3 separate regions of the Homo sapiens genome follow, and all the other regions are linked to region 2. A link is a contact called in ENCODE Hi-C or POLR2A ChIA-PET data. All regions are on one chromosome and are shown on one strand. The core of a region is the stretch at or near the end of the contact, and the rest is flanking DNA. Distances in the headings are between cores, read along the strand shown.

Region 1 (2,700 bases), core at 137-2,636, 360 kb after region 2:
GCTGATAATCATTGTTTATAAGAGTTGTCCTTTCAGTCTCCCTTCACGGCTGGGAAAAAGACTAATCTAAAAAAATGGATCATGATTTACATTATATTCTGAAAATTAAGAAATGAAAGTTGTGGGGAGCTAAGTGTTTGGGTGCCTAATGGCTAGTTATAAATCCTGGCACTATTAGCCTTTCTGATTTCGTGAAGGGAGATGATAGGCCAGTTCCATGGCCTCATCTAAAATAATGTCAATCTCCAGAAAAGCCTTTAAAACTAATCATTAGCTTAAAGGAGTGGTTCCCAACCTTGAGAGTGAATCAGAATAGCCTGGAGGGCTTGTCAAAATGCAGAGTCCTGGGCCCCATCCTCAAAGTTTCTGATTTAGTAAGTCTAGGGCAAGGCCTGAGAATCTGCTTTTGTAATAAGTTCCCAGGCAATGCTGATGCTGCTGGTCTGGGGACCACACTTGGAGAACCTTAAAAGATCATGTGGAGTACAATTTTTTTTTTTTTAATTTGAGTGGAGATGGCAGAAAAAAATTATACTAGTGTGATCTTTTGAGTATAAAATAAATTCAACAAATGTTTACTTACCTACCTATGTATTATGACCAAATCATAACTTACTTTCTTTAGGTGACTTGGAATATATTTGGGAGGACAGGCCAGAGGAATAAAAATAAGGATACAAGGTGACACAATGATTCTCAAAGTTTGTTTAAAAAGTTCCCATGCCCAGCTGCACACCAGACCCATTAAGTCAGTCTTGGTGTTGTGGTTTGGTTCTGTGTCCCCACCCCACCTACAGTTGACACTACAGAACAGGTGTCAACAGACTCAGCTTAAGTCTGTGATGTCTCAGGGAGCTGGCTAAGATGGATACCTGGCTGCTGGTGCCTGCAGGTTCTGGGAGGGAGGGGGGTGCTTTACAGGGGAGCCCAACATCGTAAACTAGGGAAAGGAAGGAAGAGAATTGGAGGGGATGAGTACTTATTTGCATTACAGGAGGATTCTTGGTTTAAAGTGGGTTTCACCATGGGGTTCCTTTAGATAGAGCCTCAAGTACTCTGAAGTGTTTGTTTTGCCTTTCCTTAATGAGGTATTTATTACCTCTCTGTAAATATGATACCTGCAGTTTTAGAACATAACAAATCCATCTATAACATTTGCAGCTCTTCAGCAGAACTGAGCATACAGTCACTGACGTTGATGGCATTTTTTCTAAGTAAAAACAAACAAACCTTGGAGCAAAATGTCAGAAGCCCTGGAGGAGGGAAGGTGGATGGCTAGAAGGGAGGCTCTAAGCAGCCCTTGATACTGCTGCAAGAGGCCCCAGGGTCAGAGTTGGGTGGGGCGGGACTTTCTATATTTCCGCAAATTTAAGCTCACCCCGGTGGGAGGCTCCTCCTCGTACAGTCCTTCATCTTCATGGCAGAAAGGCTGTTCTGCCCCTGCGCCCTCCCTGGCCTCTCTGGGGATCCCTGCAGCTGATGTATTGTGATGGAGCAGTGGACTTGGATGCTGCTGGTATTGATATAATCATTGTTAACAGTAGCAACAGTAATAACAGCTAATGTGGCATGCATGGTGCTCAGTGTCAATTAATCCTTATAGAGATCTTGATTTTACAAATGAGGAAACAAGGCTCAGTGAGGTTACCTAATGTGCCCGTGGTTCTGCAACGAATGTGTGATGAGCTAGAATCAGAACTCAGACTTGCCTTCTTCAATTCTTTACTCTTAAGGATTGTGGACAATACCAAAGGTCCCTCGGGTATGGCTTTGAGATTTGGTTGGCTGTGATCGGTCATTCAAGGACCCCAGCTTTGATGTTCTCTTTTTGATTGAGCCCTACTCTAGGGAGAATTTGGCTGCATGTTTTGGTGAATCATAGATGGTGGGGATGAGAATAGACTGAGTGGTTGAGCATTGTCTTATGCTGTGTTGTTTGCAATGCAGCTTGATATACTTTAGCTCAATTCATCCTTACAAGTCTAGAGATGTTTTTTGTTCTGCTTGACAAATAGGGAGCCTGACAAATAGGGTGGTCTTGTCTTACAGAGCCGCAGCTTGCACTGAGGTCTTCCGACTCCATGTGCCCTGTGTGTCTTGCTGCTGCCTGGGACCCACAGAGTCTCTGAGGGTCCGGAGCCACATTAAGGGTCATGCTGCCCATGACCTGTTGGTGACCACTTTCCTTAGGTATCAAGAACATGAGTGTTGGTCAATAACCCACTGGAGCGTAGTGCTGGCTTCTGTTGTTCCCAGCTTTAAAATAGGGCTAGGTTTGACCTCCAGCTCAGATTCAGAAGGCCAAGTCTGAGCTTGAGTATGTGTGGATGGCTGCCACTTAGTCCCAGTTTTGTAAGTGTGCCAATATCGGGACTTTTCCTGTGCTGAATATAGACTCCTCCTTTGCTGAAAATAGTATATGCGGTAGGGTAGGGAAACATTTTTCTTTCCTAGAAAATCGCTCCTTGCTCCTCTAGGTAACATTGACTTCTGTGAAACCATCTGTTTCTTCCAATATAATTTCCAGACTATTAGATTAAACAGTTTCTCCTGACCCACTTTTGGCTTCTGTTTCTTTTCACTGTTCATTAATAAATTGTGTAGCAGAGTTTTTATGGAGAGTGTGTGTGTGTCTATTTATTTAATTTCAGTTTAGGCAAAAGCAATTGTTGGATGCAGTGAAGTTATTTAACTTCCTAC
Region 2 (2,700 bases), core at 104-2,603:
CCTACCCAGCAAAACCCCAACTTCCCTCAAGGGGCAACCCTTCCTGCTCCCTAAGTGGAGTGCGTGGAATGTGCCTTCTCTTAGGAATATCCTTTCCCACTTCTCCACCTGGCTGACTCCTTCTTAGACATCATTTAGGACTTTGCTACTTGAAATGTGGACCTTGGACCAGCAGCATTGGCATTACTTGGGAGCTTGTTAAAAACGCAAAATCTCAGGCTCCACCCAACCCTGCTGAATCAGAACCTGCATTTTAACACGATCCCCAAGTGCTTTTTGCATCCGTTACAATCGGAGACGCACCAAAGTAAGACATAGCTCAGATATTATCACTTCCTTGAACCCCTGGCTTCGGTGAGGTTCTTCTCCAGGGAGTGCCCACAGTGCCCTGGTCTTGGGCCCACCACAGCACTCACCACACTGAAATGTGTTTGTTGGTTCTCTGTCTCCTACCTGGATGGGCAGCAAAGGTGTCTTATTTATCTTGGCTTCTCCAGTGCCTATAACAATACTGAGTAAACATCAGTTGAAGGAACGAATGAGTGGCTCTGAAGAAAGGTGAAAGCACTCTGGAAAATTAGCATTATGTTGCTAGGAGCCCATCTGGAACCTAATACTTGACATTTCTCTCTCTCAGCTGCTCCAGCTGCCCCCTGCATACATGAACGATTTCTCTAAATGCACCTAACTTCAGCCTTCAGGCCTGAGCCAGCGTTTAGGGTTCTCTGAGTCTTCTGCTTTTAAGCCACCTCATCACGGAACCCAGTAGGAAAACCCCAACAAACAAGGGCGGGCCCTCTGCTGCTTGGCACAGCCACCTCAACAAAAGCTGGGCACTTCCTGTAAGGCCCAACCCTGGGCCTGGCATCCCATCCTGCAGGGGGATCGCCCCTCTCCCTACTTCTGCTCACCACCTCCGGCACTTCCCCCGGTTACTTGGGTTGCTGCAGGAGCTGGGAGCACACCTTGCAGCTGCGGCAGCTTCAGAAGCTCAGATTTAACAAATGCTGGGCCGGCCTCAAAGTTAACTTCAGTTCAGTTTTCAAAGATCCTGCAAACAGCAGAAGGAGACCAGCCTGCTTCTTGTTTCTTGTCAAAGAGCGCTGTTCCCTAATTAGCCTCTCATGCTAACTTGGGGGAGCATCTCTATTCTTAGATAATACAGAAAACTGGTTTTACCCCTTAATAGTGTCTTTCTTTCTTTTGTAAATAGTTTTTTAATAAACATTTTGGTAGCTACATGAGGTTGGGTAATGCCCAAGGCTTTACCAACCTCATTGTGATATTTTTTTCACTTGTAACATATGTGACCACAGATGCTGCCACAGGCGTCACGTGGCCCCCTCACTGTAGCTGGGAGGGGACACACCTCCCATTTCCCTCTGACCACTGGGCTTTGTCTTTTCTCTCTCCTGTCTAAATTACTGAGCTGTCAGATCTAAAAGGACTGTAAAGAATAGAGATGTCATTGCCCTCTTATTTTAAAAAATTAGTAAAACAAATTGCTTTAAGTTTTCTAAACTTTTCAAAGCATTTTTAATGCAATACGTCTACATGCTAATTGTAGAAAATGTGGAAAAGCCAGAAAAGCATAAATTACCCATAATGCTACAATACAGAGAAAAATCACTCAACATCTCGGTAAATTTCTCACTAAACTTCATGTATCCAGAATAATGCATGTGAATGACTAGCGATGGAGCTGTCCTCCACCTTCCAGCCCCCACTGATACTTCAGGAACTTGGTAATAATACAAACCTGCACTTTATGCAGTTTGGAGTTTTATTCCTACTTACAAGATTATGAGTGGGTTTATTGTACTTCTATAGTTGAGCTGAAACTACGGCAGTCCCTTCTCACCTGCACTTTCACTTTCCAACGTTTTAGTTATTTGCAGTCAACTGCAGTCTGAAAATAGTAAATGAAAAATTCCAGAAATAAACAATTCATAAGTTTAAAATCGTGCAATATTCTAAGGTGCTTGATGAACTCCCACGCTGTCCCACTAGGTCCTCCTGAAATGTGAAATATCCTTTTGTCCAGAATACCCACGATGTATACCACATAGTAGTTGTTTTGGTTATCAGTTTGAAAAAACAGAGAATATATAGGATTCAGTACTATTTGAGGTTTCAGGCATCTGGTGGGGGGTCTTGGAAGGCATCCCATGCAGATAAGCAGATAAGAGGGGACTACTGTGCATACAACTTTGTATACTTCCTTTTTTTTTTTTTTTTTGCTTAAAGGAATATCAAGAGAATTTGCTCATGTTAACACTTTTTTCCCCCATTTTCTAATTTGTCAAATGAGTTTAAATGAGGTGATAAAATTGTTGGAAGTTGGGAGGTTACTAATCTGTTGTAATAAGATTTAAATAAAATAATATATTTTCAAAGTGCTTAGCTTGGGGCCTGGCATATAGTAAACTCTTCATAAATGGTAGCTATGACCATAGATTATTACTAAAATCTCATTTTAATGCCAGCATATTTCATTCTAAGTAGCATATTTAACCACCCACCCTTTTATTGTTCTGAGCTTGTTTCCAATTCTCCCCATTAAAAATTGTAGCACTGCAAGGATATCTTTGAGTATAACTTTTTGTTTCCTTTACAAAATTATTATTTCTTTAAAATAGATGACTCGGTTGAAAGATATAAACATTTTAAAGGCTTTTTGTTATATATTGACAAATAACT
Region 3 (2,793 bases), core at 222-2,721, 310 kb before region 2:
AGTTTTGGGGAAGGTCGTTATGCAGCAGTGGCTATTTCCTGATAACTCTGACTAGCAGGATCCATCTCTTGTAAACTCTCCCATCTTAGGACTGTACACGTTCTCCAGGCCTTTGTCCTACACCTCCCTGCATTCTGCTGAATATATTCATGTCCAAGTCCAGATTCTGCATTTCTTATCTTGAAAAGAGGGACTCTGAGCCTTAGCTATTTATTTACCCATATTTATGAGCCTACCATGTGCCAAACACTGTGCTGGGGGCTGGAGACATGCAGTGAACAAGATGGATAAGATGCCTGTCCTCAGGGAGCTTGCAGTCCAGTGGGAGAGAAAGGCAATGCCCAGTGAATGAATGAGATAATTTCAGATGGGAAGGATGTGGCAGAGACCCTTCAGGAAGCCCCAGTTCCCTTTCCCCCTGGGGAGGGACACAACTAGACCAGCCTCCCTTGAAGGGACTGAGCTTGGGCCACTGGAGTGTGAGGGGTGAATATGAATATGTAGAGGAGGAGGAGATGAGTAGATGACTCTGGGAGCCCAGAACGGTGGGGTGGGGGAGAGCGCAGAAACCACCTCCTCCCCAGATCTTGAGGACCAGCCAGTCCCAGGTTTTTCCTAAACCTCTTTGTCATTCTTTGCTTTCATTCCCATAAACGTTGCCCCTCCCACAAACATCACCCCTGGGGAAAGAGTCATAATCAACTCTGATCAAATCCCAGGCTGCTTACAGGTTGGGGAAAGATAGAAGCCAGTGTCAACCAACCCCAGTTCATTCAGAGATGTTAGTGTCCATCAGACACCAGTGCCGTGAGCCCTGCCTGCCTGACTCCTCCCTCAAGGTGCCAGGGGTCCATCTATCCCGCTGTCAGCCAATCAAGAGGGGACTATGAGCAAGACAAGCAAGCTCCAGGAGCCTCCATTTCCCCGTCGTTAATATTGGGGGGTGGGGCTGGGGCAAATGCCTAGCTTGGCCACCTCGCAGGGGTGTTGCAAGGGTATTAAGCCTGTCAAACTCCAGGCCCTGGGTCTGGCTGTCACCTGCATTAACTCCTCCCAGTCTCCCCATGGGGGCCGGTGATGGGGAAGGCAAAGCCTTGGGCTGATGTGGCCACATGTGTGCAGACAGCCCAGAAGCTCTGCCCCTCAGGACTTTCCCTCCCCCAGCACCTGAATGGCAGGATTTGGGTGGCTTCTAACTCCTGGAGGTGACAAGCTCTGCATGATCGCAGCAGCCGCTGTGCTTCCATCTACCGTGCAGCACCAGCACCAGGGACCAAACTCACCCTGTCACAAGATATGGAGGCATGTTCCTGGGCATGTGTGTGACTCACCCAGTGTCGCAGCGGTGGTGCGTGGCAAGGCTGCCGCTGGGTTTCTGAGAATCCTGCACCTCAGAGATTCAGAGAAACTCAGACTTTCAGAGAAAGTCTGTCCTGTCCGCTGTCAGCAGAGGCGTTAACCACAGAGCTTGCAGTGGGAGCCCCGAGAACTAGCTCAGCAAGGCCAGGCAGAGTTCATCCTTCCTGTCCCTGAGCTGCTCTGGGGCTGGAGGCCTCATGAAGCAGAGCCAGATGTTAGCTCTGTCCCTGGTGGCAGTGTGGACGTGGCAGACAGGTGAGAGATGGGCCTGCTGGAGTCGAACTGGGGATCCACTTTACCGGATTCCATGGGAACAAAGCAGATACAGGCCTCATGTTATGACCCCTCCTGCGTAGGCTGGGTTTGGTCCCAGCTCGTCCAGGAGACAGTGGGTAGGCCCCACTCTCTCTGACACTCCATCTGAAAAATAAGGAGGCTGGGGTAGAGCTGGCTTTTTTTTTTTTTTTTTTTTTTTTGAGACGATTCTCGCTCTGTTGCCCAGGCTGGAGTGCAGTGGCACGATCTCAACTCACTGCAACCTCCACCTCCTGGGTTTCAAGCAATTCTCCCACCTCAGCTTCCCGAGTAGCTGAGATTACAGGTGCCCACCACCACACCCGGCTAATTTTTCTGTATTTTCAGTAGAGATGGGGTTTCACCATCTTGGCCAGGCTGGTCTTGAACTCCTGACCTCATGATCCACCCACCTTGGCCTCCCAAAGCGCTGGGATTATAGGCATGAGCCACCACGCCCAGCCGAGCAGGCACTTTTTTCAAACTTTTTTGACCAGACCCCACAGTAATAAATACATTTTATGATGAAATTTGACTGGCTTAAAAATATATTCCATGATATATTAAATAGGATTGTGTCTGCTGCTATATAACACACAGGTTCCAAAATGTCAGTTGCTTAAAACAAGAGAAGTCCATTTCTCACAGACATAAGTATCAAAGTGAGGCTTCCTGGTTTGTGTGTGACTCTCCTCCATGCAGTGATTCAGGGACCCAGCCACATTGAGGCTCCATCCTTTAGGACTTTCCCACCAATGTCAGAGACACTTTGACTAAGAAGTAAAGTGTCACTTTTAATCACATTCCACTGGGAAAGCAAGTCACCCAGCGGCCCACCTAGACACAAGGGCAGCCCCTTCCTAGGGACACACTGATACTATGGAGAGGAGTACAGCTTTGCTAGCCAGTCAGCTGCCTCTACCCCCATACCCTAACCCCTGAATACACACACCATACACACCCTGAAACAGAAGGCTCGTGAAACAAACATCCTCATACCGCATGCAATACCTTTCTCATTCTGATACCTCCTCCCCTATTTTATTTGATTCTATTTTACTTTCATAAGTGCTGGATGTGACCCACTAAATTAATCTCATGATCCACTAATGGGTCAATTCCTACAGCTTAAAGATTCAG

The links. Hi-C counts contacts between places; a loop is a spot of excess contacts on that map. ChIA-PET counts read pairs that join two places held with the same protein, here RNA polymerase II (POLR2A). Pooled maps may share reads with other maps.
Region 1: a map of naive thymus-derived CD4-positive, alpha-beta T cell shows a loop between it and region 2 (2.2-fold over the local background). The contact joins two enhancer-like sites. A Hi-C loop is called at or near these places in 1 of 168 maps with a recorded cell type or tissue (naive thymus-derived CD4-positive, alpha-beta T cell) and 2 of 50 pooled maps. POLR2A ChIA-PET finds 5 or more read pairs at or near these places in 1 of 52 experiments (GM12878).
Region 3: a map of natural killer cell shows a loop between it and region 2 (8-fold over the local background). The contact joins two enhancer-like sites. A Hi-C loop is called at or near these places in 4 of 168 maps with a recorded cell type or tissue (CD4-positive, alpha-beta memory T cell, gastrocnemius medialis, naive thymus-derived CD4-positive, alpha-beta T cell and 1 more), 11 of 37 single-sample maps with no recorded cell type and 15 of 50 pooled maps. POLR2A ChIA-PET finds 5 or more read pairs at or near these places in 11 of 52 experiments (CD4-positive, alpha-beta T cell, CD4-positive, alpha-beta memory T cell, CD8-positive, alpha-beta T cell and 7 more).

What each region holds. Positions count from the first base shown.
Region 1 is chr3:16,481,562-16,484,261 of GRCh38, reverse strand. The region is part of intron 2 of RFTN1 (raftlin, lipid raft linker 1); the gene reads left to right. LOC124906219 (a long non-coding RNA gene) reads right to left here. Exons shown (of 3, transcript XR_007095839.1): 3 at 1-2,700. Among named protein-coding and RNA genes, the nearest start is that of RFTN1, 31 kb to the left of the region's middle. RefSeq lists an enhancer at 730-1,582. Within about 2 kb of position 1,386, at least 17 of the 41 ENCODE cell types and tissues checked have a DNase peak (open chromatin) inside an H3K27ac peak, as active enhancers do.
Region 2 is chr3:16,840,669-16,843,368 of GRCh38, reverse strand. No RefSeq gene overlaps it. Among named protein-coding and RNA genes, the nearest start is that of PLCL2, 43 kb to the left of the region's middle. RefSeq lists an enhancer at 804-1,053. Within about 2 kb of position 1,353, at least 22 of the 41 ENCODE cell types and tissues checked have a DNase peak (open chromatin) inside an H3K27ac peak, as active enhancers do; they include CD8-positive, alpha-beta T cell, GM12878 and natural killer cell, where a contact is called at or near this core.
Region 3 is chr3:17,150,434-17,153,226 of GRCh38, reverse strand. No RefSeq gene overlaps it. Among named protein-coding and RNA genes, the nearest start is that of PLCL2-AS1, 97 kb to the right of the region's middle. RefSeq lists enhancers at 1,253-1,422, 1,623-1,682, 1,221-1,722, 1,723-1,802. Within about 2 kb of position 1,471, at least 4 of the 41 ENCODE cell types and tissues checked have a DNase peak (open chromatin) inside an H3K27ac peak, as active enhancers do; they include CD8-positive, alpha-beta T cell, GM12878 and natural killer cell, where a contact is called at or near this core.